2 separate regions of the Mus musculus genome follow, and region 2 is linked to region 1. A link is a contact called in ENCODE Hi-C data. All regions are on one chromosome and are shown on one strand. Each heading gives the region's core, a stretch centred on a gene start or an enhancer-like site at or near the end of the contact. The rest is flanking DNA. Distances are from core to core; before and after follow the strand shown. Region 1 holds the start of Prmt2 (protein arginine N-methyltransferase 2). Region 2 overlaps Ube2n (ubiquitin-conjugating enzyme E2N).

Region 1 (4,646 bases), core at 1,995-4,494:
TCCCCAGGTCCTGTGGAAGGGAAGGCTAAAGTCCTTTGACCTCCTCATATATGCTGTGGCAAGTACATGCCCATACACGCACACGTGTGTGTACAAATCAACAATAATAAAGTAAAGATAACGCCCTAATACTTAGAAATCAAGATACTTCCAAATAGACTCGCAATTTTTTTTCTAATTTCCATGATGATGCATTAAAAATATTTTAACAATAATGGAAACATAGAACATTTAAATGGACGAGGTGCAGATAAAGCAGTGTTTCAAGGAAAAGTGAAGTCTTTAAAGCTCAAAAGTTAGAGAAGAAATAGTCAGTGATACAGCCTTCCATGTCAAATATCAAATATATATATATGAATGATTCGATCTTAAAAGAAATCAAACAGAAAACAAAAGAGAAATTCAATTAAAAAAAACTGATTCTTTAACAAGGTAAAACGGGCCCTGTAAAAAGGGAAATATAAATTCCTAGAACAGCACCTCTTCCCTAGTAGGGTCCAATATTAACAGAACTGCTGAGACACTCCTGAGAGTCTTCTGTCACTGGGGCAATCAGAAGTCATTTCTAAGCTGCCTAACTGACCACAATTAAGGTGTTATCTACTGACACTGTTGGGCTACTGGAGACCAGTGATCACGGGAAGTCACTTGGAAACTCAAAAATATGTGGTTCTTCCACCCTCAAAGCTCCACAAAGCCATCACTGAGCCTCTTACCTGAAGCACCAGCTATGGCAACAGGTACTCACCACAGTACCATGGGGAGGCGCGGGAGGAGATGGGGACTACATCTGAGCTCCCAGTGAAAGGTTAACAGTGAGACCCGATGCATAGTGGTTTAGAGACCACAGCATCCCTACGGCAATCCCTACGTCCCTACACTGCTGTACACTCACAGACAGAGCACATGCAGGAGACCCAGCAGTAAGTAGCCAAACTGCCCAGGTAACACTCCATAGATGCAGAAACCGCAACAGCACCAACACAAGCCTCAGAAAACACACACACAGCAAACTCAAACTTTTGTTCAGGGATCCTTCATTTTGTTTGATTGGACTGCTTAGTTGTGGCTGGCCTGGGGACCCTTATAAGTTCATAAAGGTACAGACGGTGCACAAGCAGACACAAAGCAGCCTCTAAAAGTGGAAGGAACCGTTCTGGACTTGAGAACAGATTATGACGTTAATCTTGTGTGTGTGTGTGTGTGTGTGTGTGTGTGTGTGCGTGCGCGCGTGCGCGCATGTTTTGAGAAAACTGTGACAGTGTATTACGTTTTCATCTCTGCATGACAGATCCTCAGTGTCTACAATATTATTTTATAGTTGTCTTAATATTTACATTTCCCAAAAGAAACACTGGGCATTCGTAGAATTAAAACATTCTGCAGCTGAAGATGGAAAATGATGAATGAAATGAAAAATAAATCCTACATATAAATATGCCCAGTACATACATACCCAGTCACTGGGCACGGAGGCTTTTAATTCCAGTGTTCAGGAGCCAGAGGCAGGCTGATCTCTGTGAATTTGAGACCAGTCATGTCTACATAGCAGTTCCAGGCCAGCCATAGATGCACAGTAAGACCCTATATCAATAAGTTAAGTAATTGAATAAATTAAAACCCAAGGGAAGGCATACCATTAAAAGGGACACAAAACTGGCTGATGCTGACACCACAGACATGAAAATCTTGATTTTTTTAATAAACCTTTTTATTTGAATAGTCATTTCATTAACTGTACATAATCAATATTCCTTAAGATTGAAGGAGATCTTTTCTCTGGTAACATGGATCAAACTGAATATACGTACCCAAGACAGATCTTCTCGAGTACCAAGCATTTTCCTGGTCCTATGCTACGGCCATCTAAGAACAAGTACAAGAATCTGAAGCATGCTGAAGTGTCCCCTGAAGTGTTCATGACAATACACAGCATGGGACCTAATGACCAGACCCATCCCCCTGCCTCAACGTTCTCTAAATTCAAGCATCCTCCTGTGAGCCAGGACCTTGAGAGACAAGGAGAGTGACATCACCCCTGTAAGCTGGTACTGTTCCTCTGTATGATCATTACACGTGGCTCTTACGTACCAGAACCGGGATGACCTGTGACTCGCTGCAGGGACCTTCTCCTGGTGCCTCCATAGTTCAATATGATCATGTCTCATAACTGGGGCTTTACTTCAGTTTCTCTCCCATGCCTACTTGAAAGAAGAGAGAGAAGCACAAAGTGTTACACTGCCTGGTCAGTAATCTCATTTCACGGCTACAGTTTACTGTATGTGTTAAGAATGGAACAGGATTGGCGTTTTATCATCACAATTCATTAGAGGGCTTTTTAAATTAAAAAATCCAAATGCTGTGTGCTTCCTTTAATATGCTAGATTTATTCCTCTGAAGTCTCCTTTTTTAAGAGATATTTATGAAGCCTCTTTTTACTTAGAATAAATCAGTATCATTTTTTTTAGGAACACTTAATAGCTTAAACTCAAATTAAAACACCTTGCCCAGTACTTGACCTAACCCACAGGCAGAACTGAAATCCCCATGCCCGACACCCTCCTGTTCTTTAATTCTATTTTTTTACCCCCAGGGGCAATGTAACCCTAACTGGCTCTGAGATTACATCGATTCTTTGTTTAAACGCCTGTTGTGCGTCCAGATCTGGACTTCATACTTACTTCGTAATAATTAGAATCACAAATTATTTACAATTATATTTTCAGTGAAAAGCCTGGGAGGGTGCCCGGAGGAAGAAAGACAATGAATTGGAGGGTTCTCCAGGCCAAGCAGATGAGGCCATAGAGGCCAAGAATATAGAGGCATGGGGGATGTGGCTCGGGATACAGAAGGCAGGTGGGCGTGGTCCTGGAAGGGCGTGGCTCTAAGAGCCAGCGGAGGTGCGCAGGGGGAATTGAGAGGTGCAGCGAAAGGAGAGCGAAGAGGGCGGACGGTGCTGAGAAAAGGGGAGGGGGTAGCTGGAATAGAACCTTCGAGAGGGCACTCTAAAGCCTCCAGAGGGGGCGGAGGCCTCAGTGCGCTGGAGACATGCACAGGGAAGACCTTTTGCCTAGCTTGCCCTGCCTCACTTGCGATCCAGATGTCTAAGCTGTCCATTAAGAAACCTACCTCAGCCGCGTTTCTCCGCTGAATTCTAGGCTATACCAGAAAGGAACAGACGATGCCCACCCGAAGCCTGAGCCGCCGCCCTGGACCTGCGCAAGCGCGGAGCACTCCAGCTGGCCGAAGAGCACGCCCCGCCCAGGCCTGGGTGTCCTGCGCAAGCGCAGTGTGTATAAACTCGGTGCTGGTAGCTGTAGATAGTCTTGAGACAGGGGTTTTCTCTAAGAGCTTGTCACTCAGCGCAAGCGCATTTTCTGTCCCTGCTTCCGGCCGGTCGCATTGGGCCTTAAGGCTGCAAGACGCAGGTGAGAAAGTGTAAGGATCGACTTACCGGGAGATCTGTGGGAAGACTGGACTCCGGGTTGGAGGCCACAGGTGGTGTAGACCGCGCCCCCAGCGGATTCGAACCGAGGCAACAATTGGCAGGCTGAAGCAGGAGTGCGTACTAGCGCTGTCCTGAGTGTACCTGGGACTGCCGGTGTGTTTGATGCCCTTCTCCGAATGCTTAATAACCTAGTTTTGATCTGAATCAGCTTCTGCAGAATGGGACCCCCCTACAGTATCTTGGACTAAGTTTTGATCGTGGAACCAACATAGCTACTGAGACACGAAACACACCAGAGACCCCAAGTCCTGAAGATCCTGTGCTGAAGGGGTTGGGGGCGGAGGAGCAATGACACTGACATCAGGTGACCCTAAGCAAGGTTTCTTAAGCTTTCTCCACTAGCAATCCCATCCTACTCAGAAAGTTTTTCAGCGACTCTAGGTATCTAAAATAGGCATACGAATCAAACATTTACTGATAAGTGAATCAGAAAAGAATTTATTGTAAAACTCGGCATACACACAATTTTACCACTGACTAGAGACAAAAGCAGATTTGCATACTAATTAGGTGGATGCGTTTGTCCAATATAATCTAGACACTCTAATACATGCTGAGGAATGATAGGGAAATATTAAAATTCTTTGTTTTCTATAATTAAACCATCATGCTTCGGTTCGTGCAGTAGAAACACCACAGCTCATAACATAATCAATCATTCCAAACCTGCTGTGAGGCATCTCAGGGCTTGCAAGGCTTGTGCAAACCACACCTGTTGTGCCTTCAGTCCATCGGTTCAGTGGAGTCGCACAATGAACTGCAGCCAAGGGATGGGTCTGTCTGTGTGAGGACCTGGTCCTTTTTTTAAATCTGCCCAGTTTTCCATTTCCACCAGATGAAGAGGGCTGAAGCTCTGAGCCAGGATGCCACAGGTTGAAAAGAGTTTCCCACAATCTTCCAAGGCAGAAAAAACTGTCCTCAGAGCCCCCAGTGTGGCAGGCCTGAGACCTATTCTTGAAAGCCTGCTGGTGCCACGAAGCTCAGGCTCCAGGCACTAGGATCCACCCTTGCTAACCTAACATAGGAAAGGGTACCTGTGGTGGCTGAATAAAGAATGTGGCTTTGTAAGGGCTGGAGGTGGCTTAGCAGTTAAGAGCAGTTACTGTTTTTGTAGAAGACCCAAGTTTGGTTCCCAGCA
Region 2 (4,820 bases), core at 994-3,493, about 19 Mb after region 1:
TCTTCAGACACTCCAGAAGAGGGAGTCAGATCTCGTTACGGATGGTTGTGAGCCACCATGTGGTTGCTGGGATTTGAACTCAGGACCTCTGGAAGAGCAGTCAGTGCTCTTAACTGCTGAGCCATCTCTCTAGCCCCCAGATTTCTTTTTCTTGAACAACTTTATTTATAGGTTATTTATTTATTTTTTGTTTTAGCTGGCCAGTGGTGGTACATGCTTTTAATCCCAGCACTCAGGAAGCAGAGGCAGGCAGGCAGATCTCTGTAAATTCAAGGCCAGCATGGTCTACAGAGTGAGTACTAGGGCAGCCAGGACTACACAGAGAAAGACTATCCAAAACAAACAAACAAACAAATACCTGAAATTGCAATTTTTTAAAAAGTACACAGCTATATTTTTTGTTGTTTTTTTGTTTGTTTGTTTGTTTGATTGGTTTTGGTTTTTGGTTTTCAAGACAGGGTTTCTCTGTATAGCCCTGGCTGTCCTGGAACTCACTTTGTAGACCAGGCTGGCCTTGAACTCAGAAATCCACCTGCCTTTGCCTCCCAAATGCTGGGATTAAAGGCATGCGCCACCACCACCTGGCAGTACACAGTTTGTTTCTTTGTTTGTTTGTTTGGTTTAAACCAACCAAACAAACAAACCCTAAAAGTTGCTGAAATCAAGATCTTTCCCTGTCAGTGCTTTCTCTCCCTCTCTACATTTCTAATTTGGAACAAAGATAGTTCTGGATTATAGGCCAGTGCTACCATGCCCAGTTAGGTTAGGTGGTGCTAGGACCAAAGGTTTCCTACAAGTCATACAGACAATCTCAGCTCCACTCTGTAGCATAGCCTTTACCTTTTCATTAAAGAGAAACAGGCTTTTTATCTTTTTTAAAGGATTTATTTATCATTTACTATATATATACATTTGTGTGCATGCACTAGGGGCGCACAAAGTCTAGAAGAGGGAGTTGGATCCCCTGGAAATAGAGATAAGGGATGGTTGTGAGACACCTAGTATGGGTGCTGGTAGTCAAAGCTCAGCAAGGAGACTCTAACCCTGAGGGAAACATCTTATTGTTTCTCTTTAGCAGTCATCACTTTAGTACTATCACTAACACTAAGCAAAATGTGGATTGTTTGAACACACGTTGTCAGAGCCGAGACTGGTGACTAATGGACCAGTAGAGTATTTTTGTTGGATATGCTGGACTAAGGGTAATTTTACATCCAGGTGTGCGGCAGTGTGAGATTTTATGCTATAGCTAGATGAAAAGATCATATTGGGGGGGGTGTCTTGCTGAAGGGATGAAAAGTGCATAAAACTTAAATCAAGCCCGCCAGTGGTAGTGTACATCTTTCATCCCAGCACTTGGGAGGCAGAGGCAAGCAGATTTCTGAGGCCAGCCTGATCTGCAGAGTGAGTTCCAGGACAGCCAGGATTACACAGAGAAACCCTGTCTCAAAAAACAAAAAACTTAAACCAGGAGTGGTGGTGCCTGCCTTTGATCCTAGTACTCTAGTGACAGGACAATCTCTTGCATTGTTTTATATATGAAAGAGAGGGTGGGAGGAGAGAAAACATCCACACCATAGCACCCGTGTGGAGGAGGGCTTTGATGATAGAACTCAGGCTGTCAGGGTTGTGTGCCAAGTTGTACCTGCCATATTGTCTTGCTGGCCCATCAACTAATATTTCTTGATTGGGGTTGACCAAGGATAACTGCAGCTTTGGGAAGACAAATTGTGTGCAAGGGGAAAGTACCACAACTATATGAAATATAAAAAAGCGGGCTTGCTCAGAAAGTTAAACAAGTGAAGCAGTAGGAACTTCAGCTTTGTCACTTAAACCACACTGCACTTACTGTCCTTACGACGAAGCACTGTAAGACCTGAAGGTTCCTCGTGGTTAACCTTATGTTTGGTAGGAGGGAGGGAGAGAGATTATATCCACTAGTGTTTCCTTCCCTTCTTCCTACTGTGGGTATGGATTTTAGACACTGGTGTCAGGTTTTTCTATTCTCACAACCTATGCTAAGTTTGGGAAATGGAGAGTGTTTCATCAGATAAAATGATGATCTGTATATTGTGTGGTGACATGGGAGGGATGCTTTATATCTCTAACTACTCTGTAGTGTAGATTCCAGTGAAATCTTAGATCAGTAAGGTCACAGTGGTGCTTTCCACTTGTTGGTTTTTGAGACAGGGTCTTGCTGTGTGGCTGGCCTGGAACCCAGACTAGCTGCTCTCTGGCCGTAGCCACCCAAGTGCCAGGACTACAGGTGTACACCCCACACCCCACTAATGCATTCTCTGGGAAGAGTGCCTGACTAAGAGTAGGTAAATGGATGACAAGGGTGTGAGTGTGGAATTTGACAACGCACAGTGATTTTTGAGCTATTTTAGGATCTGATCTTGGAGGTACTTTGGGTAGCTTGTTAGACCTTTAAATAGCTGCTACTATGTATAATCCGGGAGTGGTGGTTACTTAGAATCTTGGACCCCCTCCCCCTCTTTCAGCCTTTCTTTCTTTTCATGGAGACTTGGGATAAAACAAAGTTGAGAAAGGGCCAAAATTGAAATTTTGCCGCCTAGTTTGTTTGTTTGTTTATTTATTTATTTTATTTTATTTCTCTGCCCCTCTGCTGATCTTTAACATCTTTTTCCGCTTAAAATAAAGGCTAGGGTCCCTTTTTGGCTTTTCCTGGGGGAAAAGGACAAGTATAGTCTTTGAAGTAGAAATAATGTCTAGTAGGTTGAGGAACTTTCAGGAGATTAAATGAACCAAAAAGTCAGGGTGTGGGGATAAATGAAGGTGAATTGAAAGGTAGGCAGAGCACAGGAGTCCCTTGCCAGGCTTTGACGTTTAAATAACTGGAGAAGGTAGAACCTGGAAGTACAAGATGGCAAGGTCCAGGTTGGAAGCCAGGCAGAGTACTAGGAGGTTGTTTATTTAGTCTGCTAGGTAGAGGCTGACCTTGAACTCAGATATGTGCTTCCAAGAGTATGAGAGCTGTTGTTGCCACACTCAGTTTCCTAGGCTTATTCTTTTCTCCAGTACCTCCAGAGTGTGGTAGCACTCTGCGTCCATGCTTCCGCCAGATGAAGTTGGAAAATCCTATGGCAAAGTGGTCTCTTTATTGAACAAGAATTTTGTCATTCTTCCCTATTTTGTGTATTGTTACTTACATAACATTCCCACTGTTTTAAGCACTATAAGTCATCTAGAGATGGTTTGAAATATAAAGATTTTTGTAGTTTAAATACAAATACTTGTACAATTTTATGTAAGAGTCTTGAACATCCAGAGATTTTTGAGAATTCTAGACCTCGTCTGCCCTTGACTACAAAGGATGACCAAATTTTAGAAGAGTTCAATGGCCTATTTTTCTTGCTTTTTTTTTTTAAGATTTATTTATTTTATGTGTATAAGTACACTGTAGCTTTAGATACATCAGAAGTGGGCATCAGATCCCATTACAGATGGTTGTGAGCCATGTGGTTGCTGGGAATTGAACGCAGGACCTTTGGAAGACTAGTCAGTGTTCTTAATCACTGTGCCATCTCTCCTGCCCAGTGACTTGGTTTTAAATATAATTTAGAGCAGGTTGCTTTGCCTATTGTAGCAACCCTGGTGTCATTTTTCTTTTCCTTTTATGTGAGCATAAAAATTGGTTTTATTAATCCAATCTAGAATGTGATAATGTCCTGCAGTTATATTCAGTTGGTTGTTGTTACATGAATGGTCTGGTGTTGGTTGGTTGGCTGGTTGGTTGGAAACAGGGTTTTCCTATATAGCCCTGGCTGCTTGACTGTCCTGGAACTCACTATGTAGGCCTCTGCTGGGATTAAAGGTGTATCCCATCATACCTGCCATAAAGCCTTTTATTATTGTTTTGGGTGTGTGCATTATTATGGCATGATGCAGAGGTCAAAGAAATTCTTAAAAGAACTCAAAGAAGAGTTTCACGTTTTATGTGAAAATTATGCCATTGGGAGATTGTGTTATATTTAATTTCAAAAGACGAACTTCCTAATTTTAATTTTGGTGTCTAGTGAAATGACATTTGTTTCACAGGTATGCTTGTTTTTCTGTTGTAGGAAACCCAGCGTTTGCTGGCAGAACCAGTTCCTGGCATTAAAGCAGAACCAGATGAGAGCAACGCCCGTTATTTTCATGTGGTCATTGCTGGCCCCCAGGATTCCCCCTTTGAGGGAGGGACTTTTAAACTTGAACTATTCCTTCCAGAAGAATACCCAATGGCAGCACCTAAAGTACGTTTCATGACCAAAATTTATCATCCTAATGTAGACAAGTTGGGAAGAATATGTTTAGATATTTTGAAAGGTAAGTGTTGTTTGTCACCCTGTGCTTTATTAACGTGTCCTTTTTGTCCTAAGCATTCTACATTTAGAATGTAAGCATTGGAATCTCACTGTATGCTAACAGCCCCAGAGTGTGTGGGAGGGAAGTGCAGCAGTTCTGGGCCTGTTGTCCATGCTTTATCATATACTGGGCCTGTTACCTTCATAGATAAGTGGTCCCCAGCACTGCAGATCCGCACAGTTCTGCTATCAATCCAGGCTTTGTTAAGTGCTCCTAATCCAGATGATCCATTAGCAAATGATGTAGCCGAGCAATGGAAGACCAACGAAGCCCAAGCCATAGAAACAGGTACTTAATATCTATTCTCTTTCTTTCACCTGCTCTGCTTTTCAAGCTAGGTCCCTTACCATTTGATGTTTTATTTACAAGCTTACATTTAAAAATATTCTGTGAAGGAGATTTTGCAGTGTTTAACCACATGTATATACTATAATGACTACTGTATTGGC

Evidence for each region. A loop is a pair of places that touch in the nucleus more often than their neighbours do.
Region 2: a map of T-helper 17 cell shows a loop between it and region 1 (26-fold over the local background). The contact joins the enhancer-like site here to the promoter of Prmt2 in region 1. A Hi-C loop is called at or near these places in 3 of 37 maps with a recorded cell type or tissue (T-helper 1 cell, T-helper 17 cell and T-helper 2 cell).

Annotation. Positions count from the first base shown.
Region 1 is chr10:76,234,621-76,239,266 of GRCm38, forward strand. It overlaps Prmt2 (protein arginine N-methyltransferase 2), which reads right to left and starts at 3,245. Exons shown (of 11, transcript NM_133182.3): 1 at 3,130-3,245; 2 at 2,092-2,201. The coding sequence starts at 2,145.
Region 2 is chr10:95,537,120-95,541,939 of GRCm38, forward strand. Ube2n (ubiquitin-conjugating enzyme E2N) reads left to right here. Exons shown (of 4, transcript NM_080560.3): 2 at 4,086-4,332; 3 at 4,519-4,659. Among named protein-coding and RNA genes, the nearest start is that of Mir3058, 20 kb to the right of the region's middle. Within about 2 kb of position 2,244, at least 1 of the 3 ENCODE cell types and tissues checked has a DNase peak (open chromatin) inside an H3K27ac peak, as active enhancers do.